Regions from separate parts of the Homo sapiens genome. Here regions 2 and 3 are each linked to region 1. Evidence: read pairs that join two places in POLR2A ChIA-PET (ENCODE). Cell type or tissue: OCI-LY7. All regions are shown on one strand. Region 1 overlaps LPAR5 (lysophosphatidic acid receptor 5). Region 2 holds the start of PIANP (PILR alpha associated neural protein). Region 3 overlaps P3H3 (prolyl 3-hydroxylase 3).

Evidence for each region. ChIA-PET counts read pairs that join two places held together with the same protein. Peaks named below come from ENCODE experiments on the same cell type or tissue, not always from the same donor. Only the 100,000 strongest peaks of a DNase experiment are listed, where the experiment ranks them.
Region 2: POLR2A ChIA-PET joins it to region 1 with 12 read pairs; 34 of 35 experiments call an interaction of 5 or more read pairs at or near these places.
Region 3: POLR2A ChIA-PET joins it to region 1 with 11 read pairs; 8 of 35 experiments call an interaction of 5 or more read pairs at or near these places.

What each region holds. Positions count from the first base shown.
Region 1 is chr12:6,623,932-6,631,931 of GRCh38, reverse strand. All of the region lies in intron 1 of LPAR5 (lysophosphatidic acid receptor 5), which reads left to right. LOC105369631 (a long non-coding RNA gene) reads right to left here. Exons shown (of 4, transcript XR_007063192.1): 4 at 5,166-5,243. Among named protein-coding and RNA genes, the nearest start is that of LPAR5, 8.0 kb to the left of the region's middle. In OCI-LY7, no CTCF peak of the experiment used is centred here; DNase peaks (open chromatin) are centred at 151, 651, 4,141, 5,061 and 1 weaker place; H3K4me3 peaks cover 4,169 bases; H3K27ac peaks cover 5,522 bases.
Region 2 is chr12:6,692,913-6,700,912 of GRCh38, reverse strand. PIANP (PILR alpha associated neural protein) reads left to right here and starts at 98. Exons shown (of 5, transcript NM_001244014.2): 1 at 98-299; 2 at 2,809-2,868; 3 at 3,121-3,626; 4 at 4,389-4,470; 5 at 5,262-7,122. The coding sequence starts at 2,852. The coding sequence ends at 5,487. RefSeq lists enhancers at 817-1,318, 4,022-4,131. In OCI-LY7, CTCF peaks have their summits at 2,689, 2,893 (motif pointing right) and 5,021; DNase peaks (open chromatin) are centred at 42, 2,882, 3,802, 5,092 and 2 weaker places; H3K4me3 peaks cover 5,698 bases; H3K27ac peaks cover 6,238 bases.
Region 3 is chr12:6,831,744-6,839,743 of GRCh38, reverse strand. P3H3 (prolyl 3-hydroxylase 3) reads right to left here. Exons shown (of 15, transcript NM_014262.5): 6 at 7,830-7,919; 7 at 6,100-6,152; 8 at 5,935-6,002; 9 at 5,695-5,819; 10 at 2,658-2,759; 11 at 2,171-2,321; 12 at 1,895-2,012; 13 at 1,711-1,786; 14 at 604-744; 15 at 1-447. The coding sequence ends at 283. Among named protein-coding and RNA genes, the nearest start is that of GNB3, 5.2 kb to the left of the region's middle. In OCI-LY7, CTCF peaks have their summits at 3,666 and 3,876 (motif pointing right); a DNase peak (open chromatin) is centred at 3,883; H3K4me3 peaks cover 460 bases; H3K27ac peaks cover 1,005 bases.

The DNA.
Region 1 (8,000 bases):
TGTGGTGTTTGCGGGGAGGTGGGCAACACAGGAAGGGTATGGGGGAGGAACTGGGCAAAGAGGAGGCATTCCCCTGCCCCTGCCCTTCTCATTGTTCCCAGCCCCCTGGTCCTTTCTCTTCAGCTCCCCTCAACGTCATTTGCCCAAGAGGCTGGATACCAGGGCAGGGTGTGTGGAGGAGAGTGAGGGAATGATCATGATTGCACCTCCTGCTCACTTTTACACTCTTGTTCTCACTTCCTGCCTCTGGCATAAAATAGCCCTGCCCCTCTGGCTTATCTCAGCAAAGAGCAGTGCCCAGCCCAGCTCAGAGGGCAAATGGGACAGATCCCAGAGGCCCTGAGGAGGTAAGTAACCTGGCCCCCGGATGTGTACATGGGAAGCTGAAGGACGGAGACCCAGGGAGAAGGAAGGTGGCTGCACACATTCTGGTGTGTGAGCGGTGTTGGGGTGGGTGATATAGAAGGAGCAGTCCCGGACCCTCTGTGTGTGTCGTGGTCACTTTGCTCCTCAGTGCCTTGGGGTTGAGATCTCCCATGCTTGTGAAGCTGCCTGGTTCTGTCTGTGTAAGGATACTGTCCCTAAGGCAGGGCCTTCTTTCTCTTCCTCCCCAGCCCAGTTGTCTATGCACATACGTGTTTATTACAGGATGTGTATAGACACTGAGTTCTATGTTACTAGGGGTCTTGTGTGCACATCTCTTAGCGTGTGTGTATATGTGTCTGTGCACACACGTGTAATGAGTGGTATACTTACCTGACATCAGTGTGTGCCGACGTTCTTCAGCCTATGGGGGCCTCCATGTCCCTCCTTCCTGGTGTTCCTTCTTTTCTGGGGCAGCTGCCATTTCTTTGATTCCTGCATCTCTCCTACAGCCTGACCTCTTCTTCAAGGCAGGATTGGGGGAGAGGGTCTGGGCTGCCCCTCCCCAACACCTAGATTCCCTCCTTCCACATCCTGTTAGCCTCCTTTTTGGCAGTTTTTTCCATCTTCGCCATCTGGCCTGGCACTGTGCCCATTCAGCTCCTGAAGGGAGCCCCAGGGCTCGGGAAGCAGAAGTGTGGGATGGGGACCAGGCCAGGGGCCTGGCAGCTCTCAGTGCTCAGCTTGGGCCGTTCTGTGTGACTGTCAGAAAGAGGCGGCTTTTTGACCACCAGGATCCTTTATAAAGATGGGCTGGGGCCAGGTGCGGTGGCTCATGCCTATAATCTCAGCACTTTGGGAGGCCGAGCCGGGTGGATCAACTCAGGTCAGGAGTTCAATACCAGCCTGACCAATATGGTGAAACCTGTCTCTACTAAAAATACAAAAATTAGCCAGGCATGGTGGCGTGCACCTGTAGTCCCAGCTACTCAGGAGGCTGAGACAAGAGAATTGCTTGAACCTGGGAGGAAAAGGTTGCAGTGAGCTGAGACTGTACCACTGCACTCCAGCCTGGGCAACGGGGAGACTCCGTCTCAAAAAAAAAAAAAAAAAAAAAAAAAAAAAAAAAAAAAAAGATGGGCTGGGTGCAGTGGTTCACTCTTGTAATTCCAGCACCCAGCACTTTGGGAAGCCGAGGTCTGCAGATCACTTGAGGTCAGGAGACCAGCCTAGCCTGACCAACATGGTGAAACCCCATTTCTACTGAAAACACAAAAAATTAGGCAGGTGTGGTGGTGCGAGCTATGATCCCAGCTACTTGGGTGGCTGAGGCACGAGAATTGCTTGAACCCAGGAGGCGGAGGTTGCAGTGAGCCAAGATTGTGATACTGCACTCCAGCCTCCAAACGAAGTGAGACTGTATCCAAAAAAAAAAGAAACCCAAGAACTTCTCCCCTTTGGAATAGAGTAACAAGAGAGCATCGCCATTTCCTTTGCTAAAAAATTCCTAGCTATACCTTTACATTTATTTATTTATGTTTTTTGAGACAGAGTTTCACTCTTGTCACCCAGGCTGGAGTGCAGTGGCGCGATCTCAGCTCACTGCAACTTCCGCCTCCTGGGTTCAAGGGATTCTCCTGCCTCAGCCTCCCGAGTAGCTGGGATTACAGATGCCGCCACCATGCCTGGCTAATTTTTGTATTTTTAGTAGAGATGGGGTTTTCACTATGTTGACCAGGCTGGTTTTGAATGCCTGACCTCAGGTGATCCGCCCGCCTCAGCCTCCCAAAGTGCTGGGATTACAGGTGTGAGCCATCACTTCGCCTAACTTTACCTTTAAGTAGCCGCTCAACTAATAATCTTGGTCTATTTAACATTTTAATTTTTTTTTTTTTTTGACGGAGTCTCACTCTGCCATCTAGGCTGGAGTGCAGTGGCGCAATCTCGGCTCACTGCAACCTCTGCCTCCCGGGTTCAAGCGATTCTCCTGCCTCAGCCTCCCGAGTAGCTGGGATTACAGGCAGGTGCCACCAAGCTCGGCTAATATTTTGTATTTTTAGTAGAGATGGGCTTTCACCATGTTAGCTAGGATGGTCTTGGTCTCCTGACCTCATGATGCACCCACCTTGGCCTCCCAAAGTGCTGGGATTACAGGTGTAAGCCACCGCGCTTGGCCCTTTTTTTTTTTTTTTTGAGACAGAGTCTCGCTCTGTTGGCCAGGCTGGAGTGCAGTGGCACGATCTCGGCTCACTGCAACCTCCGTCTCCCGGGCTCAAGCAATTCTCCTGCCTCAGCTTCCCGAGTAGCTGGGATTACAGGCGTGTGCCACCACCCCTGGCTAATTTTTGTATTTTCAGTAGAGATGAGGTTTCACCATGTTGGCCAGGCTGGTCTCGAACTCCTGACCTCAGGTAATCCGCCCACCTCGGCCTCCCAAAGTGCTGGGATTACAGGCGTGAGCCACCGTGCCCGGTACATTGTAACTTTTTCAACAGAAAGACTTGAGATCAGCCAGGCACAGTGTAATCCCAGCACTTTGGGAGGCCAAGGCAGGCGGATTACCTGAGGTCAGGAGTTCGAGACCAGCCTGGCCAACATAGTGAAACCCAGTCTTCTCTACTAAAAATACAGAAATTGGCCGGGCATGGTGGTTCACGCCTGTAATCCCAGCATTTTTTGGAGGCTGAGGCGGGCAGATCACCTGAGGTTGGGAGTTCGAGACCAGCCTGACCAACATGGAGAAACCCCATCTCTACTAAAAATACAAAATTAGCTGGGCGTGGTGGCACATGCCTGTAATCCCAGCTACTAAGGAGGCTGAGGCAGGAGAATCGCTTGAACCTGGGAGGCAGAGGTTGCGGTGAGCGGAGATCGTGCCATTGCACTCCAGTCTGGGCAACAAAAGTGAAACTCCATCTCAAAAAAAAAAAAAAAAAAGAAATTAGCTGGGCGTGGTGGTGAGCGCCTGTAATCTCAGCTATTCAGGAGGCTGAAGCAGGAGAATCACTTGAACCCGGGAGGCGGAGGTTGCAGTGAGCCGAGATTCTGCCACTTCACTGCAGCCTGGGTGACAGAGCATGCGAAACTCCATCTCAAAAAAGAAAAGGAAGGAAGGAAGGAAGGAAAGAAAGAAAGACAGACTTGAGGTTCTTTGAAAATCATCCATCCACTCATTCAGTGTCTAGTATATGCTTTCTAATTGGAAGGATCTACTGGTTCTCCAAGTAATGGTTAAGAATGATCAAGTGGGCCTGGCGCGGTGGCTCACGCCTGTAATCCCAGCTCTTTGAGAGGCCAAGGCGGGCAGATCACGAGGTCAGGAGATAGAGACCATCCTGGCTAATACAGTGAAACCCCAGCTCTACTAAAAATACAAAAAATTAGCCGGGTGAGGTGGCAGGTGCCTGTAGTCCCAGCTACTCGGGAGGCTGAGGCAGGAGAATGGCGTGAACCCGGGAGGCAGAGCTTGCAGTGAGCCCAGATTGAGCCACTGCACTCCAGCCCGGACGACAGAGCAAGACTCTGTCTCAAAAAAAAAAAGAAAAAAGAAAAAGAAAAGAATGATCAAGTGATACTGTAATCATAGTGTAAACTGTTATTGAAATCTTGTTTGCAAGCTGTTTCCAAACAGGTCTTTTAAGGGAAGTGGTCTTTTACTGAGTTATACATTTGGACAAGATTGATACAAGAGCTATTATCACAGGATTAGAGCGTGGGCGGGGGTAGTTGGGGGCGGGATGGGTGTAGGAGGTGGGGAGGGTGGATTTCCTGTTAAGCAGCCAATGAGTATCGCTCAGGACCTGCTAAATGCAGAGAGTGAAATGTGTCTGCAAGGTGCGCTCCCACCCTAGGAGCTTACCATCTAGTTGGGGAAATAGAACAAATATACATAAAACGATTGAGGGGCTCAAAACAGCAAACTAAGTGCTTACGTATGCACTTAAGGGGGAATTTTAAGGAGGTTTATTTATTTTTTTGAGATGGAGTTTCGCTTTTGTCACTCAAGCTGGAGTGCAGTGGCACGATCTCTGCTCACTGCAACCTCCGCCCCTTGGGTTCAAGCAATTCTCCTGCCTCAGCCTCCCGAGTAGTTGGGATTACAGGCACCTGCCACCTCGCCCGGCTAATTGTTTGTATTTTTAGTAGAGACGAGGTTTCACCATGTTGGCCAGGCTGGTCTCGAACTCCTGGCCTCGTGATACGCCTGCCTCGGCCTCCCAAAGTGCTGGGATTACAGGCGTGAGCCACCATTCCCGGTCTATTTACTTATTTTTATTTAGACGGAGTCTCACTCTGTTGCCCAAACTGTAGTGCAGTGGCATGATCTTCGTTCACTGCAACCTCCGCCTCTTGGGTTCAAGTGATTCAAGGAGGCATATTTATGTGTATGTGTGAAAGATGAGTTTATGTCACCACTTTTGGAAGTGGTTATTTTTAATAACCCACTTCAAATAACCCACTTTATACATTTCAGTTGGACAATGAGGAAGTGAAATAATGTATCTATGTTAGATATTATGTATAGAAATTAAAATATGGTGATGATCAGTAAATGATACCTATTATTTTTAACATTTACAGAGGTAGGTGCTGAGAATACACAAAGATGAATAAGCCATGGTCCACAGCCCCTCCCTCTAAGAGTTCACAGTCTAATGGGAGGGGCAGACCAGGAACAGCTGACTACCATGCATGGGGAGAGCTCTGATAAACCTGCGCACTGTTGCGGAGGCACAAGTGAGGGTACCACATCCGCCTTGTGTTGCGGGGGCGGTTAGGGAAGGCTTTGCAGAGTCCTGAGAAAATACTAGGCTTGCCAGTTGGAGAACGGGAGGCAGGGCATTCCAAGTTGAAGAAACACCACATACAAAGGCAGAGTCCTGAAAACATAAGGTATGTCCACAATTAGTATTAGTTTGGTGTGAATGGAGCAAAGGAGCATGGAGCAGGGGAGTGTATCAGAAATGAGCCTGGTTTTACTTGCTTTTCAGCATGTTTAAGTCTCATTTGGTATTATTTTCATTGTTGAGACTGGTATTTTGCAGAGGAAGTATTTCTTTATTCCCTTTAACTGTTTTACTATATCTCTTACAAGTCTCAAACTGCTGATGGTGGTGGTTGGAAGGAGAACAAAACCAAATACAAGAAAAACTTGTGGCCAGGTACAGTGGCTCATGCCTGTAATCCTAGGACTTACAGAGCCCAGGGCAAAAGGATTGCTTGAGCCTGAGTTTAAGACCAGCCTGGGCAACACAGTCAGACCCCGTTTCTATGAAAAAATTTTTTCTTTTTTTGAGATGGAGTCTTGCTCTGTTGCCCAGGCTGGAGTGCAGTGGCGCGATCTTAGCTCACTGCAACCTCTGTCTGCCTCCTGGGTTCAAGCGATTCTCCTGACTCAGTCTCCCGGGTAGCTGGGATTACAGGCACCTGCCACTATGCCTGGCTATTTTTTTGTATTTTTAGTAGAGACGAGGTTTCACCATGTTGGCTAGGCTGGTTTCGAGCTCCTGACCTCAAGTGATCCACCCACCTCAGCCTCCCAAAGTGCTAGGATTACAGGCATGAGCCACTGCCCCTGGCCATCTACAAAAAATTTAAAAATTAGCCAGGGATGGTGGCACACGCCTGTAGGTCCAACTACTCAGAGACTGAGGTAAGAGGATCACTTGAATCTGGGAGTTCAGGACTGCAGTGGGCCAAGATCGAGCCACTGCTTTCCAGCCTGGACCACGGAGTGAGACCCTGTCTCAAAAAAAACAAAAAACAAAAAACAAACAAAAAACTTGTTATAGCCAGATTTATGACTTATTTTCTTGCAACAATTTAAACAGTTCCTTTTTTTTTTTTTGAGACGGAGTCTCACTGTCGCCCAGGCTGGAATGCAGTGGCGTGAACTCGGCTCAGTGCAAATTCTGCCTCCCGGGTTCCCGCCAGTCTCCTGTCTCAGCCTCCTGAGTAACTGGGACTACAGGCGCCCACCACCACGCTCAGCTAAATTTTTTTGTATTTTCAGTAGAGACGAGGTTTCACCATGTTAGCCAGGATGGTCTCGATCTCCTCACCTTGTGATCCGCCCGCCTTGGCCTCCTAAAGTGCTGGGATTACAGGCATGAGCCACCGCGCCCGGCCCTCTTTTTTTTTTTTTTTTGAGACGGAGTCTCTGTTGCCCAGGCTGGCGTGCAGTGGCTCAATCTCGGCTCACTGCAAGCTCCGCCTCCCGGGTTCATGCCATTCTCCTGCCTCAGCCTCCTGAGTAGCTGGGACTACAGGCGCCTGCCACCACGCCCGGCTAATTTTTTGCATTTTTAAAAGAGACGAGATTTCACCGTGTTAGCCAGGATGGTCTCAATCTCCTGACCTCGTGATCCGCCTGCCTCGGCCTCCCAAAGTGCTGGGATTACCAGCGTGAACCACCACGCCCGGCCTAAACAGTTCCTTTTGAAAGTAATAAGCTCGGTGTCTTGGGATAATTGCTCAGGGTCTCAGACAACTTCTCTCCCTAAGATGACATCTAGACACCCATGTTCACAGTGGCATTATTCACAATAGCCAAAAGGTGGAAAGAATCCAAGTATTCACTGACAGATGAATGGATGAGCAAAACATTATACAATGAAATACATTATTCAGCTATAAAAATGAAATTCCAGGCCAGGTGCGGTGGCTCACATCTGTAATCCCAGCACTTTGGGAGGCCGAGCCGGGTGGATCACCTGAGGTCAGGAGATCGAGACCAGCCTGACCAACAGGGAGAAACCTCGTCTCTACTAAAAATACAAAATTAGCCAGGCGTGGTGGCGCATGCCTGTAATCCCAGCTACTTGGGAGGCTGAGGCAGGAGAATCGCTTGAACCCTGGAAGCAGAGGTTGCGGTGAGCCGAGATCGTGCCATTGCACTCCAGCCTGCGCAACAAGAGCGAAACTAGGTCTCAAAGAAAAAAACGGAAAAGAAAAAAAAAGAAATTCCTTTACATACTACAACATGAATAGATCTTGGAAACATTATGCTAAGTGAAATAAACCAGACACAAAAGGACAAATATTGTATGATTCCACTCATATGAGGTATCTAGAATAGGCAAATTCATTGAGACAGAAAGTAGACTAGAACCAGAAGCTGAATGGGGTGCGGTGGGTAGTACTGCTTAATGACTGCAGAGTTGTTGCTTGGTTGATGAAAAAGTTCTATTTCTGGAAACAGAGAGTGGTGACGGTTAAGCAACACTGTCTTGGTCTTTGTTGTTGTTGTTGTTGTTTTTGAGACGGACTCTCACTCTGTCTCCCAGGCCGGAGTGCGATGGATTAGACCTGCTAGGGGAGCACTTGGCAAAACTCAACCCACAGGGCCTTCCCCTGCCTAGCAAGACTGTGCTGTCAAATTTATTCACATGTGGCTCTGGTCAAGACTAGCATGCAATCAGCCTATGAGGGCATTATTATATTATTATTCCCATTTTACAGATGAAGAAACTGAGAAGTCAAACCATTAAGCTGAACCCAGTTTGCTTTGACCACAAATCCAGCCCTCACAGGCGCAGTGATGCATGTGATGCGTAAGGCTGGGATGTTGTTCTGTATTTGGGAGTTTTGTTTGCTTGTTTGCTTGTCTGACATGGAGTCTCACTCTGTCACCCAGG
Region 2 (8,000 bases), 69 kb before region 1:
CGCGGCAGCAGGAGGGTTAAACCGTGCGTGGCCTCCGGCGCGGGGGGGAGGCGGAGACGGAGACGGAGCGGTCCCAGCCGCCGCGCCGAGCCCAGCCGAGCCGAGCCGAGCCGAGCCGAGGCGAGCATCTCCCACCGCCGCCGCCCCGCGCCCCAGGCGCCCGCCCCCCACCCGCTCCAGCGCCCTGCCGCGGGCCAAACCTCCCCACCATGCCCCGCACCCCGCCCGCTCCTGCGACCCCCCAGCCCCGCTCAGTCCCGAGCGCCCGCAGTCGTCGCGCCGCCGCGCCAAGCATGCAGGTGAGTGAGAGGGACCCCCACGCCCCCACCCGCGGGGAGCCCGGCCCTGCCCTTCCCGGCTCCGCGCCCTGCGCCTCCTGCCCCTCCCGACGCGGTCCCTCGCCCGGGACAAGGCCTCCAGCCTCCCAGCGCCCCTTCCCCGAAGGGCTCTCCATCCCTCCGCGGTCCTGGCTCGCTCCCGCCCTCCCTGGCGCAGCCGTCCCCGTCCCCGCGGCTGCCTCCATCCCGCCTCGGCTCGGCGGGCGGCTCCGCGCAGTCTCCTGCTTCGGGTCCCCAGTCCGCTCTCGGCACTCCCTGCCTCGGGGTCCCTTCGCCGACCTCCTTTTCCTCGTCTCCCCCCACTCTCGCCGCTCTCCAGCCCTGTGCGGGGAGTGCGGGCCTGCGGGATGGGTGGGATGGGGGCCACGCTGGGGCTGGGGCCCGGCTCCCGCACCCCGAGGCTCCTGCCCCACCCCCAGCTCGTCTCCTGCGCACAACAGGTCGGTGAGAAGCTGGGAGAGGGGTGGGGGTGGCGCGCCAGCCCGGGGACTGCGGGCTTCCTGGAGGGGGCGGCTGAAGCTGTGCGGGGCCCAGGGACTGGGTTGGCGCTGGCTGGGGGTGGGGATGCACAGGCGGAGGGGCGATAGTCCTAGAGTCAGCTGGCCACAGATGCGCCCTGGGAGCCCTTCTCCGCTTCACTGGTTCGCTCTACACGCCTCGCTCCCTCCCTCTAGCTTTCTTCCTTTCCCCTCTCTCTCCCTTCTTCCCACCATGCCCCCATCCCTATGTCTTTCGGTATCTCCACATCCCTTTACATTTGGGGGAGCAATTCCGAACTCCTCCATCTTTGCTGCTCCCGCCTCTGCTTCCCAGCCCGTTCCTCGTGTCATTTTTCCTTAAGCATTTATGTTCTCTCCTTCCCCACTTCCTTTCTCCCCATCCTGGGCTTTCCCCCCTTTTCTCCCATCCCCTTACTCTCCACTCCTCTGGCTGTCCTGCCTGGACCGCTCTCTCCTTCTCCTCCTGCCCCTTCTTCCCCTGCACCTGTGACCCCTTCATCCTCTCCGTTTCCCCTCCCTGACCTTTTCTCTCATCCTTTCCTCCCTTCGGCATCCTCCACAGTTCGAGTCTTCTGTACCCACTCTCCTCCTCTCTTCCCAGTTCTCTCTTTTTCAGGACTGCCTGCTCTCTCTCACCCTGCACTCCAGGCCAGCTTCCTCTTCACATTTCTCCTCTCTCACTCTTAACCAGCCTTCCATCTCCCAGCCCTTCACCCCTTCCCATCTCTCCCACTGCCTGCTTCCCCACGCCCTTCCCGTGACTTTCCCATCTTGTTCCCTTGTTGTTCTCTGGGAAGATTCAATGGGCAGATTTATTTATTTTATTTTTTGAGTCGGAGTCTCGCTCTTGTTGCCCAGACTGGAGTGCAATGGTGTGATCTCAGCTCACTGCAACCTCCGCCTCCCAGGTTCAAGGGATTCTTCTGCCTCAGCCCTCTGAATAGCTGGGATTGCAGGCGCCCACCACTACCCCCGGCTAATTTTTGTATTTTTAGTAGACACGGGGTTTCACTATGTTGGCCAAGCTAGTCTCGAACTCCTGATCTCAGGTGATCCACCCGCCTTGGCTTCCCAAAGTGCTAGGATTACAGGCGTGAGCCACTGCGTCTGGCCCATTGGGCAGATTTAGACCCAGAATCCACAGGAAACGGGTATCCTATCTTCACTCCCTCTGGGGAGCCTGCCCCTCCTGGATCCACCACCCTCAGCTCTGAGAACACACCCTTTCTCTTTCAAAACCAACCATCCCGATTTTCCCAGGATTCTTTACCCAGGAGAGCCACATTTGAGGGGGTGGTTTCTTCCTGACTCCACCTCCCTTCAGAGGGCACCTATGCACTTGGATGATTAAACATTAAGAGCAAAAATTATATTCTGTAGTTTTTCTCCCACTCACCTCTCTCTTTCTGTCTCTTTCCTTCCATCCCTCCAGCTCTTCATTCCTTTCTCCTGAAGATGCAGACTCCTGGGGCTAATCATAAGACAAATGCCTGGCACTGCCAGAGGGGTGGGAGGGCTGGGAGGGCTGGAAGGGCCCCCCTGCACGTACACACACTCACTGGCTTGCTCAGATTGACTTCCCCATCCCTCCCCCTACCCTCAGACTCCCTCCCTAGCGGTAGGTGCTCAAGGAATCACAAGGTTCTTGGCTCTAAATTAAGATCCAAGAAAAGCCTGGAGCTGTGGGCAGAGGAAGTGAGAAGAAGGGAAATCAGAGAAGCCAGAGTAGACCCTGGGGTGGAGAGGTAACAGGGACCTGAGAAGTTGTAGATGGGGCTGGAGTCTGGTCAGGCAACCACGCTGGAGTTTTTCCCCCAAAAGGATGCTAACAACCAGTGAATCCTGGGTGCAGCCGCATAGCTGGCAGCTGGGTGGCCTGGGAGGGCAGATGCGGGTAGAATTGGTGGATGAATTAGCTGGGGAAGTACACAGGGCAGGGCTGGGGTGTGACGGCCCCCTTTTTCTCCCAGTAAAGGCTGAAAATCTGGGTCACAGCTGAGGAAGACCTCAGACATGGAGTCCAGGATGTGGTAAGTTTGGCCCAGCAGAGGGAGCCTGGAGACCACATTCCCTGGGGCCATGACTCCTTCCTTCCTAGACCCATCCAGAGCCTTCCCATCCTGAGGGCCATCCTCCTTTGGAAGATGGGAAATGAGGCGAGTCTTCCCAAGGCCCACCTGCTTTCACAGGGAAACCTGGAGGTTTCTGGTGTGAACCTGTCCCTCCCTCACATAGGCCCACAGTAGGCCTGTGTCTCAGCCACGCTCTCTCCCTTCTTGCAGGCCTGCGCTGCTGCTGTCCCACCTCCTCCCTCTCTGGCCACTGCTGTTGCTGCCCCTCCCACCGCCTGCTCAGGGCTCTTCATCCTCCCCTCGAACCCCACCAGCCCCAGCCCGCCCCCCGTGTGCCAGGGGAGGCCCCTCGGCCCCACGTCATGTGTGCGTGTGGGAGCGAGCACCTCCACCAAGCCGATCTCCTCGGGTCCCAAGATCACGTCGGCAAGTCCTGCCTGGCACTGCACCCCCAGCCACCCCATCAGGCTTTGAGGAGGGGCCGCCCTCATCCCAATACCCCTGGGCTATCGTGTGGGGTCCCACCGTGTCTCGAGAGGATGGAGGGGACCCCAACTCTGCCAATCCCGGATTTCTGGACTATGGTTTTGCAGCCCCTCATGGGCTCGCAACCCCACACCCCAACTCAGACTCCATGCGAGGTGATGGAGATGGGCTTATCCTTGGAGAGGCACCTGCCACCCTGCGGCCATTCCTGTTCGGGGGCCGTGGGGAAGGTGAGTGGGAAAGGCTGGGAGGGATATGACGGATGGGGAGGCTGGGTGAAGACACCAAGGGGCAGAAATAGAGGCCTTGTCTGTTAGCTCCTTCAACAAATGTGTCAGGCACTATACTGGCACAGGATGCAGAGATAAAGACACCCTCTCGGAGTTCAGGTCCACTGGAGCAGACAGACATGAAAGGACTTGGAGAGGAGTCATCGTAATAAATGCTTTAATAGAGGCATGTGCAGCATGATTTACAAAAAAAGAGAAGTGAGAGTCTCCTCCTGCTTGGGGATCAGGACACCTTCAGAGAACTGACATTTGAGCTGGCCCTTGAAAAGAGAGTGGGAGTATTCTGGGCAGAGAATGCCATGAATGAAGGGCACTACCCGGGAGATGTCTTGGCTCAGGGAGTGCTGATGGAGGAACAGGGCCTGTGGTTTGGGAGTTGGGCCATGGCAGAGACTAGGACATCTCCACCCCTTAGTTTCCAGGCATAGTGATAGGTTCTCGCTGATCATGGGGCCTCATCCTCATCACATATACACATAAGATTTGGTGAAATACATTTGGGAAAGTGGAGGAAAAGAGCTGAAAACTCAGGGGAATGCTGGTGATAATAAAGAGTGAGGCTCCAGAGGGGCAGACAGAGCCGGCAGTGTGGATCCACACAGCAATGCCACTCCAGCCGACAGAGCCCACAGCCCAGCCCCCAGCCCCTCTTGGCTCCTACCACCTCGGGGCTCCCTAAAACTTTCTTCCCACCCCAATCAGGTGTGGACCCCCAGCTCTATGTCACAATTACCATCTCCATCATCATTGTTCTCGTGGCCACTGGCATCATCTTCAAGTTCTGGTAAGCTGGGAGGAGGAAGGTGCTGGTGGATGGGGACGGAATGTTTGGCAGTCGAGGCTCTAACCACGAGGGGCAGTGGCAGCAATTTTGCTGGGGGGTGGGTGGGAAATGCTGGATGAAGGCAAGACCTTGGGAAAAGATAATTAAGGATTTGGCTGGGGGAAGACGGTGAGAAATCAGGGCAGATTCTGTCTCCCAGGGAAATACAAGGATAAGGGAGGGCAGGGGAATTATTCCTGTGCATTCCTGGTGAGCCTCCCCTGCCCCTACTTCCTCCAAGACAGAGAAAGCTGACCCAGTCTGCAGAGCCCTTCTTAGGGTTGCCTGGGGGGAGCAAGAAAACCTGGAGCTTTCTTTGCACACATTTAATAATGGATCACTCAGTCCTTCACACTTTACTGAGAGAATCATTAGACTCAGGTGTCCAAGTCATCAGCTTGCTTTGAACTAGAACTAAACCTGCCAGTTGTCTGCTGAAGACAGAAATGACTCTTCTGGGCATGTAGGGGAGAGGACATTGTGGTGGTGGGGAGGGGATATTAATTTTGTCGATCTGGATCAGGTTTGGAGGGTAAGGAGGTTTAGATTACCAAGCTCCCCTAGAGGGCAGGGGAAGTGGCTTTATGGGCACAGAGTCCCAGGGGATTTAGTAGAGAGAACTGTTAAAGGCCAGTTTCTCTGCTATAAGATGTTGGGAGTGACTGGGCGAGGCTGGGGGTGACCACTGGTGCAGGCCCAGGATGGGGGCTACTTGAGTGTGCAAGAGAACCTCTTTTCCTCTGGTACCCCAGCTGGGACCGCAGCCAGAAGCGACGCAGACCCTCAGGGCAGCAAGGTGCCCTGAGGCAGGAGGAGAGCCAGCAGCCACTGACAGACCTGTCCCCGGCTGGAGTCACTGTGCTGGGGGCCTTCGGGGACTCACCTACCCCCACCCCTGACCATGAGGAGCCCCGAGGGGGACCCCGGCCTGGGATGCCCCACCCCAAGGGGGCTCCAGCCTTCCAGTTGAACCGGTGAGGGCAGGGGCAATGGGATGGGAGGGCAAAGAGGGAAGGCAACTTAGGTCTTCAGAGCTGGGGTGGGGGTGCCCTCTGGATGGGTAGTGAGGAGGCAGGCGTGGCCTCCCACAGCCCCTGGCCCTCCCAAGGGGGCTGGACCAGCTCCTCTCTGGGAGGCACCCTTCCTTCTCCCAGTCTCTCAGGATCTGTGTCCTATTCTCTGCTGCCCATAACTCCAACTCTGCCCTCTTTGGTTTTTTCTCATGCCACCTTGTCTAAGACAACTCTGCCCTCTTAACCTTGATTCCCCCTCTTTGTCTTGAACTTCCCCTTCTATTCTGGCCTACCCCTTGGTTCCTGACTGTGCCCTTTCCCTCTTCCTCTCAGGATTCCCCTGGTGAATCTGTGATGCCCCCAATGTTGGGGTGCAGCCAAGCAGGAGGCCAAGGGGCCGGCACAGCCCCCATCCCACTGAGGGTGGGGCAGCTGTGGGGAGCTGGGGCCACAGGGGCTCCTGGCTCCTGCCCCTTGCACACCACCCGGAACACTCCCCAGCCCCACGGGCAATCCTATCTGCTCGCCCTCCTGCAGGTGGGGGCCTCACATATCTGTGACTTCGGGTCCCTGTCCCCACCCTTGTGCACTCACATGAAAGCCTTGCACACTCACCTCCACCTTCACAGGCCATTTGCACACGCTCCTGCACCCTCTCCCCGTCCATACCGCTCCGCTCAGCTGACTCTCATGTTCTCTCGTCTCACATTTGCACTCTCTCCTTCCCACATTCTGTGCTCAGCTCACTCAGTGGTCAGCGTTTCCTGCACACTTTACCTCTCATGTGCGTTTCCCGGCCTGATGTTGTGGTGGTGTGCGGCGTGCTCACTCTCTCCCTCATGAACACCCACCCACCTCGTTTCCGCAGCCCCTGCGTGCTGCTCCAGAGGTGGGTGGGAGGTGAGCTGGGGGCTCCTTGGGCCCTCATCGGTCATGGTCTCGTCCCATTCCACACCATTTGTTTCTCTGTCTCCCCATCCTACTCCAAGGATGCCGGCATCACCCTGAGGGCTCCCCCTTGGGAATGGGGTAGTGAGGCCCCAGACTTCACCCCCAGCCCACTGCTAAAATCTGTTTTCTGACAGATGGGTTTTGGGGAGTCGCCTGCTGCACTACATGAGAAAGGGACTCCCATTTGCCCTTCCCTTTCTCCTACAGTCCCTTTTGTCTTGTCTGTCCTGGCTGTCTGTGTGTGTGCCATTCTCTGGACTTCAGAGCCCCCTGAGCCAGTCCTCCCTTCCCAGCCTCCCTTTGGGCCTCCCTAACTCCACCTAGGCTGCCAGGGACCGGAGTCAGCTGGTTCAAGGCCATCGGGAGCTCTGCCTCCAAGTCTACCCTTCCCTTCCCGGACTCCCTCCTGTCCCCTCCTTTCCTCCCTCCTTCCTTCCACTCTCCTTCCTTTTGCTTCCCTGCCCTTTCCCCCTCCTCAGGTTCTTCCCTCCTTCTCACTGGTTTTTCCACCTTCCTCCTTCCCTTCTTCCCTGGCTCCTAGGCTGTGATATATATTTTTGTATTATCTCTTTCTTCTTCTTGTGGTGATCATCTTGAATTACTGTGGGATGTAAGTTTCAAAATTTTCAAATAAAGCCTTTGCAAGATACTCGAGTCCCCTGGTTCTGCCTTCTGACCCCCGTAGAGAGGAGGAGAGGGGTGGGCAGCTAGGAGGAGGCACAGGATGAGGTGGGGACCCCCTCTAGACCTAAGTCACCTGCCCTCCTCTGACCTGGAGCTGGGGGCCAACTGGGGCTTTAACTTGGGACAAAATGGAAGGGAGCCATCCTGACGAGGAGCAGTGGTACAAGAGAGAAACTAGAATAGAAATCGTGGCTCACTTATTCCTTGCCAGGGAGGGTCAAGAGAGACCAAAAAAAGGGAGACAGAAGAAAAGGAAAGTTACATGGAAGGATAGGAGGTGGATCAAGGCGGAAGAGAGACCTGATAAGACAGACGGAGGGAGAAGGGGGAAAGGAGAAGAGAAAAATGGAGCAATGGAGAAAAGATGAGAGGGAGCCAGCCATCCGAAAGAAGCTGCCCTGCTTGGTTTATTTTCAGCTTTGCTCCCTAACCTGCCCCCACCCACAGCTGCCCCCCAAAAGCTGTGCAGAATCAGAAGCCCTGTGGTTAACTCGTTAGCTTTCCCTACTCTGCCCTCTCAGAGAGAGGCACTGCAGGGGTGTGGGGGTGGGATCAAGGGGTGTTTTTGGGGAGGGAATGCAGGCTGCCCAGCTGGGATCAGTCACCTCTCAGTCCCCAATTTCTAGGTTTGGCTCTTGTAACAGCCCTGTGAAAACCCACACATCAGCCTCTCAGCTGTTGCTAGGCTCTATTGCTATGGTAACCACCCAGGTCCCATCTATCCCCCCTCCCCCAATCTGTGCCCCACTTGCTCCCTGGAAATGCGGTGGCCCCAGGGAGGATAGGGATGATGTAGTGTACAAAAGGGTGGCCTGGGCTGCTCTGGACTGGATATGCCCCCAT
Region 3 (8,000 bases), 210 kb before region 1:
GCCATTTCTGTTCAGGGAGGCACAGTGTTCCCCATCTGTCCAGGGCTGCAGGTCCGGCAGCGGGGCCCCGTCCCAGCTCCCCAGGCCTGGTGAGCTCCAGGCTAGCCTGTGCACTGTCCTCTGAGTCCAGGCCCTTGTAGGTCCCCAAGATGGTGGGGGTGCAGGGACAGAGAGCTTGCTGTTCTGCTCCTGATGTCACACAGGGGCTTCCTGTGTGTCCTGGCATCAAGATGGCCTTCCACAAGTCAAGTGGCCACATCCTCAAGGAGCTGGCTCAGCCACTCACAGCTCCTCCCGAACCCGAGGTGCCCTTCCAGTCTTGTCTTGGACCCTCTGGTGCCTGCGGCTAGGGGGCTCTGGGGAAGGGTCTTTGCTGGGCATTTCTTCCTCTTCCTCTTCCTCCTCCTCCTGTGACTCCTGCAGCAGTTCTTTGGCTTCTATCCACTCCTGGGGTTGGGGAGGAGAGTGTGGCCCATTCCCTGCACCCACCTTCCCTGGGTCAGCTCAGCCCCTGACCCTCACCGACTGTGAGCCTTCTCGGGGGCTCCTTGCCCACCCTTCACGCACCAGGAGAACCACATCCCTTCCTACCCCGCTCCTTACCTGCTCCCTGTGCTCAGGTGCCCACGTGTGCCACAGTGCCAGGGCACAGCGCCGTCCCCGAGTCACGGCCCACACCCCATGGGGATTCTCGACACCGGAGCTGAAGGCCACAAGGCGCCCACAGCGAGGACGCACCCGAGCCTGGAGGGATGAGGGCAGGTTCAGCTCCAGGGATTGGCTCTCTCAGAGAACTTGGCCCTCACTCCCTAGAGCAGGATGGGGACAGGGGCACAGAGAGGATCAGCTCTCTCGCTACCACTTCCTACTCCTTAATTCAGGGACTAGCTTGGGGCAAATGAGAAATCAGCTTCAACTTGCAGAGCAAAAATGCAAGAGGAGTTGGGAACCAAAGGAAAAAGGGGTCTCCACGGATGGTCTCCTGTTGGTTCCTGACCCCTGGTACCCTGATTTTTCCCACTCAGCCCTTTGAATCCAGGGCTTGAAGCAATCTGGGGCTGTGCATGCAGTACCAGACTCTATGCAGAAGGGGATACAGATATTGGAACCATTTTCACACCCCACACCCAGATGAACAATCACTGCCCCTCTCCTCCTACCCAATCCTAGCCCCTGGTGTCCGGAAATTTCCCACCTAACATTCATTAATTGCTTATCATTACCAGGCGCTGCCTCATTCTTTTAGGTACATTACCTAAATTACTTCCTACAATGACCCTTTAAAATACGTACTATTATTATCACCCCAGTCTAGGAAACTAAACCTCAGAAAGGTTCAGAATCCGAGCCCCAGTCAAGGCGGCCCTGGTATCTGTGCGCCAGCCACTGTGCTCACCTCGCTGCAAAGAGGAAGGACTATTTCAAGTTCCCCAAATCCCTAGAATAGGGCCATGGAGTCCTGGAGGCACCTGCAAGCTGTGCTTCATTCACCCTTCTTTAGGAGGCGAGACAAATACTGATGGTAGGGTTGATTCGGCCACTTAGAGACCTTGCTACGGAGGAAGCAGCGGGAGGGCTGCGGAGGCGGGGAAGTGAAAGGGTTAAAAGCCCTGGCCATTTCCCTGCATTTGCCTCTGGAGCCTTCTGTTTTGAATCCTGACCCCACAGCTGGGCCCTTTGTCACACCGTCACACCCCCCACTCCACGCACCGTGACAGTGAGGGCGTTGGGCTCCGTGAAGAACAGGTCCCCACCCTGGAAGTCATCGTTGAGGTAGAGGAGTCCGCTGGGGAGGGAAAAAAGCAAGAGGCAGTGAGACCCCAACCCAGGCCCAGGCCGGCAGTGGGATGACCTTTGTCTGCCCACCTGCCTGACCACTAGAGGGGCTGCCCACCTGTAGTCCCGATAGGTGTAGGCTGGGGGCTCCCGCCAGCACTCTCCCGTGTCAGGGTCCAGGACGCAGTTGTCTGCGTGCACTGGGTGACTCAGGTCCATGCGCTGCTCTTGCTCTCCTAGGACACAAAGGGGTCTGGGGGTACCTCTGTGCCCCTGTGCCCATCTGCCACCCTGTGGGCTCAGGCCGTGCACGTCCACCCCGGGGCTCTTGGGGGCAGTGTCCTGGGGGCAGGGCCTGAGGTTGGAGAAGAGCAGTGGGGGGTCCCTGTCGTACCTTCTATGGCGCTGCGGCACACCAGGTGGGTGAAGGACAGATGCAGGGGCCGTTCCGGGGAGAAGTAGGCCTGGGTCAAGGTCCGCACCCGCTCGCTCACCTCCAGAAGCAGCTTAGCACCCTGACTGCCCACTGTCCCAGCCCGGGCCAGCTGCAGGCAGTGAAAGGCAGGGCAGAAAAGGAGGAAGGCAAGGGGAGGGTGGTCTCGGCCCTAGCCCCTGCCCAACTCTGCCGCTCTCCACCCATGGGTTTGGAGTCTGTCAGCATCCAGCTCTGTCCATCAGCCCAAACTGCTCCTTCTCTCTCCATGACAACAACCCCGGCCCCAGCTCTCAGAACATCCCTTTTCTCCACGCTGGGTCCTATCAGGTAGTCTCGGTCCCAAGAAAGCTCCTTCACAAAAGCCCAGGCCCTGGGGCCCGGCTTCCTGCACAGCCTCTCCTCCAGGTCTGGGCATCAGACGGGCCCGGGTGCCTCCTGTGCTCACCTGCGCAGCCTTAAGCACCGTGAGCCCCTCGAAGCGTTCATGGGGGGTGTGAGGGGAGCGGCGACCACGATAGCCAGACCTGGCTCCAGCCCCAGCTGCATCCTAAATAGGAAGGAGTTTACCGTGGAGTCACTCCCCCAGCCCCTCACTGTCTGCAGGGCTGCAAGACCCTCCCTCCGGCCCTCCCGCTCTCCAGAAGAAGCTAGATGCTCCCACAGTTCTGTTGTGGCTCGTCTTCCTGAGCTGCTGCTCTTTCCCAGAGAGTGCCCACCGCCACGGCTGTCCGATTGTCCCTCTCTGGTACGGGCTGGAATCCCGCTTACTAAGGGGACTGTGGAGAGAACTCGGGAGAGCTTCCTACAGCAGTAAGGGGGCCTCTGAGAGGGTAGGGACAGCTGGAAAAGTGGGGCAGAGCTGGGAACTAGGCAGGAAGGGCTTGATCATTAATCCCCGATGAGCCAAGAATAGAGGAGTCCCTCTGGAAACAGGACCCTAAGAGGAAGTTCCACAGTTAGGCCAGACTGGCGGTAGGGAGACAGCATCAGCGGGCTATCCCTCTCTGACCTCTTCCCACCTGACATGCTCTCGGAGAAACTGTGGACTCCGTGGCTCCCCCACTCCTTGATACTGAGTCACAACTACCCAGCCACCTCCGCGACCACTCTCACTACCTGGGGGTCTCCTAATATCTGGATGTCTACACTGGAATTATTCGCTTTTCTGACACCCGTTTTTTGTCTACTTTTTGAATTTGTTTAAGCACCACTATCTAGTTACGCCTGCATACAAATCTCACTTCTGAGAGACACCTAGTCACCCAAGCCGTCTAACCTGGGGTTTTTTTTTTTTTTCATTTTTTGTTTTTGAGACGGGGTCTTGCTCTATCGCCCAGGCTGGAGTGCAGTGGCGCCATCATAGCTCACTGCAATCTCCACCTCCCAGGCTCCAGAGGTCCTCCCACCTCAGCCTCCCAAGTAGGTGGGAACATATAGGCGCATAGGCCCAGCTAATTTTTTGTATTTTTGTAGAGACGGGGTTTTACCACGTTGCTCAGGCTGGCCTGGAACTCCTGGGCTCAAGCCATTCGCCTGCCTCAGCCTCCCAAAGTGCTGGGATTACAGGTGTGAGCCACCTCGCCAGCCAACGGTGGCATTCGTCAATTACTCCCCTTTTCCGGGTCTTTCTCCCACTGCATTCTACAGACTGCCACTAGAGGGCTCTACCACTCCTACAGGTGACTCCAGACCCTGCACCTGATTCCAGGTACTACAGGAATGCAAAAGTCAACCGTCCTAAAATCCTGCAACAGCTGTCTACCATACACAGATAAAGCCCAAACTCCTTGGGAGGCCACAGAAGACACTCACTGTCCCTCGGCCTTCATGTGTGGGCTCTCTCCCTCTTTCCCTATACTGTCTCTTGGTAACATACACCCTGATGATTCTATGTTCTTTTTTAATTAATTAATTAATTAATTAATTATTTAAAAAAATTTATTTTTCGAGGCGGAGTTTTGATCTTGTTGCCCAGGCTGGACTGCAATGGTGCGATCTCGGCTCACTGCGACCTCCGCCTCCTGGGTCCAAGCGATTCTCCTGCCTCAGCCTCCCCAGTAGTTGGGATTACTGGCACCTGCCACAATGCCCACTAATTTTTTTGTATTTTTAGTAAAGACCGGGTTTCACCATGTTGGCCAGGCTGGTCTTGAACTCCTGACCTCAAGTGATCCACCTGCCTTGACCTCCTAAAGTGCTGGGATTACAGGCATGAGCCACCACACCCAGCCAGTGATGATTCTGTGTTCTAAGAGCTTTATCATGTGCTAACTCATTTAATCCTCACAACGACACTATGACAAAAACACTATTATTATCCTCATTTTATAGATGAGCAAATTAGGCTCAGAGATGTTAAAATAAATTGCCCAAGATCACACAGGTAATGACTATGGAGCTGGCCCTGCTCTCACCCCTGTGCTTGACTGCAGTTCCCAGAATGCACCATGCTCTTCTCCCTCTTAGACTGATTCCACCCCCAATCGCCTGACTAACTCATCCTTAAGACTGAGCTCAAATACCACCTCTCCAGCAAGCCTTCTATAACTGCATTTCAGTGCTTCTATTTGACATACTTTTTTTTTTTTTTTTTGAGATGGAGTTTCGCTCTTGTTGCCCACGCTGGAGTGCAATGGCACGAGATCAGCTCACCACAACCTCCGCCTCCCGGGTTCAGGCGCTTCTCCTGCCTCAGCCTCCCGAGTACCTGGGATTACAGGCATGTGCCACCACGCCTGGCTAACTTTTTTGTATTTTTATTAGAGACAGGGTTTCTCCATGTTGGTCAGGCTGGTCTCGAACTCCCAGCCTCAGGTGATCCACCCACCTCGGCCTCCCAAATTGCTGGGATTACAGGCATGAGCCACCATACCCAGCCCAAAAACATACTTCTTTTACCAAACTTACCACCTGCTTATATTATGTATTTCCTTGTCTGTTTCCACCTCTACACTTGAGCTCCCAAAGGGCAGAGTCTATAATCATCTTCCTCTCCCTAGAACCTAGCAGTTTCTAGTGTATAGCAGCTACTCAGTGAGTATATTACTGAATGAGCACTAACCTAAGATAAGGGTTGAAGCTTCATAAAATGGTAGCCTCAACCTGGTGAGTATGAGTCATTCAACCTAAACTAGGAGGGAAAGAAAGGCCTGCGTGTCTGCTGAGCCATCAGCCAAGCCAGTAACTAAACTCTTGGCTAACCAAGCAATCCTTACCTGCACACTCATCCATTTTTATGCCTTCATGTTTTTTGTTTTGTTCTTCCTATCAATTTCTAGCAAAATTCATTTGTAAAGAACATCCACCTATGTCAGCTAAATTAAGACGAGACGGAACTTATCCACAGCTGAGAGGCAGTGGTAAGCACAGTCCCGGTTGGATAATCAGGACAGGCAGAATGAAGGGGGCAGGCCAAGAGCAAGGGAACAGGTGATTGTATCCAAGAGTCTTGAACGAGCTGATGAGCTTGCAGGTCTTCCTACCTTAGCCAGCTGCAGCAGCACCCCACACTCGGCTGGGGTGAGCAGCCCATCCAACACCGCCCGCTCCGACCCATTCAGCTGCCTGGAATCCTGGGTCAAGGTCACACCCTCCAGGAGAAGGACATCTGCCAGGGAAAAGACAGAGCAGAGGGGGCTGAGCATCCCCTAAGGGCAGGCAGAGCAGTAGCTGGCAGCCCCCAGACCCTCCAGGCTCCTGCCTTCTCCCTCCCAGGAACTCACCCTTCCAGTAGGTCAAGGGCTTTGGCTTCACGGGCTCATGGTCCCAAGGCCTCTTCTCTTGATCCTCTCTCAGGGGTGAGAGATGCGCTCAGTGGGTGCCCAGGACAGTCCAGACCCAGCCTCCCAGCTCGGGCCAAGCCCCTCCCACCATGGGGCATATCCTACCTGAGCTTTTCTCTAAGTGCCTCAGGGATGAGAGCTGCAGGGGTCCAGGGGTCCTGCGACAGTCCAGAAAAGCATCATCACCCACCAAGGTCAGCCCCTGGAATCCCTGACATTAGAGCTGAAATATCTCATTAAGTTTCTTCTGTTTCCAGAGAGGAAGACGGAGGTAGGAAAAGCCCGGGACTCAATGTCAGGAGCCCTGGGCAGTGGATCAAACTGTAACAACAAGTACAACTATAACTCATATAGCACTTACTATCTGCTAGGGGCTATTCTAAGAGCTTTATTCATGGAAATGGAATTTATCCTTTAAAGTTCACAACAGTCTCATGAAACAGAATATTAAAGTGCTCATTTTGTAATTGAGAGCCCTGAGACACAGAGAAGTAAAGTAACATGCTCAAGATCACACAGCTACAAATGACAGGGTTAGTTGTTTTTTGTTGTTGTTTTTTGTTTTTTGTTTTTTTGAGACGGAGTCTCACACTGTCGCCCAGGCTGGAGTGCTATGGCGCGATCTCAGCTCACTGCAACCTCCGCCTCCTGGGTTCAAGCGATTCTCCTGCCTCAGCATCCCAGGTAGCTGGGATTATAGGCGCCCGCCACCACGCCCAGCTAATTTTTTGTATTTTTAGTAGAGACAGGGTTTCACTATGTTGGCCAGGCTGGTCTTGAACTCCTGATCTGGTGATCCACCTGCCTCGGCCTCCCAAAGCAGCGTTAGGTTTTAAACTAGCTGCAGGCCGGGTTCCGGTGGCTCACGCCTGTAATCCCAGCATCTTTGGGGGTCCGAGGCGGGTGGATCACCTGAAGTCAGGAGTTCAAGACCAGCCTGGCCAACATGGTGAAACCCCATCTCTACTAAAAATACAAAAATTAGCCAGGCAAGATGGCGGGCACCTGTAATCCCAGCTACTCAGGAGGCTGAGGCAGAAGAATCGCTTGAACCTGGGAGGTGGAGGTTGCAGTGAGCCAAGATCGCACCATTGCCCTCCAGCCTGGGTGACAGAGTGAGACTCTGTCTCCAAAAATAAAAATAAAAATAAAAAAAACTAGCTTCAGAGTTCACACATTTAGCCAGTCGTTCTCAAGCAGGACACTTCTGCCCCCAGGGGTCATTAGGCAAAGTGTGGAAACATTGATTGCCATGACTCAGGGGCTGTCAATGTGCTATTGATCTCTACTGGGTAGAGACCAGGGAAGCTGCTGAACACCCTCCAAGGCATAGGACAGGCCCTGCCCTCTGCCCCAACAAAGAATTATCCAAAATGTCAGATCCAAAATATCAGTAGCGCCAGGAAGACTGAGAACGCCTGCTTGATGCCCTAGTCCTAGCCATAGATAACCTCCGCCCCGCAGTTTCCTCTCATAACTACAAGAAGAGAAATAAAAGCAGCAGTAACAGAGCTTTCTATATTTTGTTATCAAATGATGTGGTTTCAACAGCCCTGTGAAACAGATGTGATTATTCCAACTTACAGGTAAGGAAATTGAGGCAGAGGCAAGTTGAAGTTCAGAGATGTTTGGGGCAGAGGAGGACTGACATTTAGGCCTGCGTGACCCCAAAGCCGCCCTAACTACAGGCACACTGTCTCCGTCCCTGTAAAACTGGGATGGCAGACTCTTCTCCAAGCCTCATGGTGGAAAAATGGAAAACTCTGTTGCAAACCAAAGTGCCATCCCTCCTGGGAGTGCGGAGGGGTGAGATGGGCAGAAGTGGAGTGACTCACAGGATCCTTGAAGCTGGTCCCCAGGTGCTCCATGGCATAGTAGAGCTGCCTCTTCTCCCCCAGGGATCGGAGGATGAAGCGCTGGATGTCCTGAGGGTGAGATGATGAGCAGTGAGGGGTAGCTGGAGGAAGGCAGGGAAGCGCCGGCTCTAGGGCACTGCCTGGGTGCTC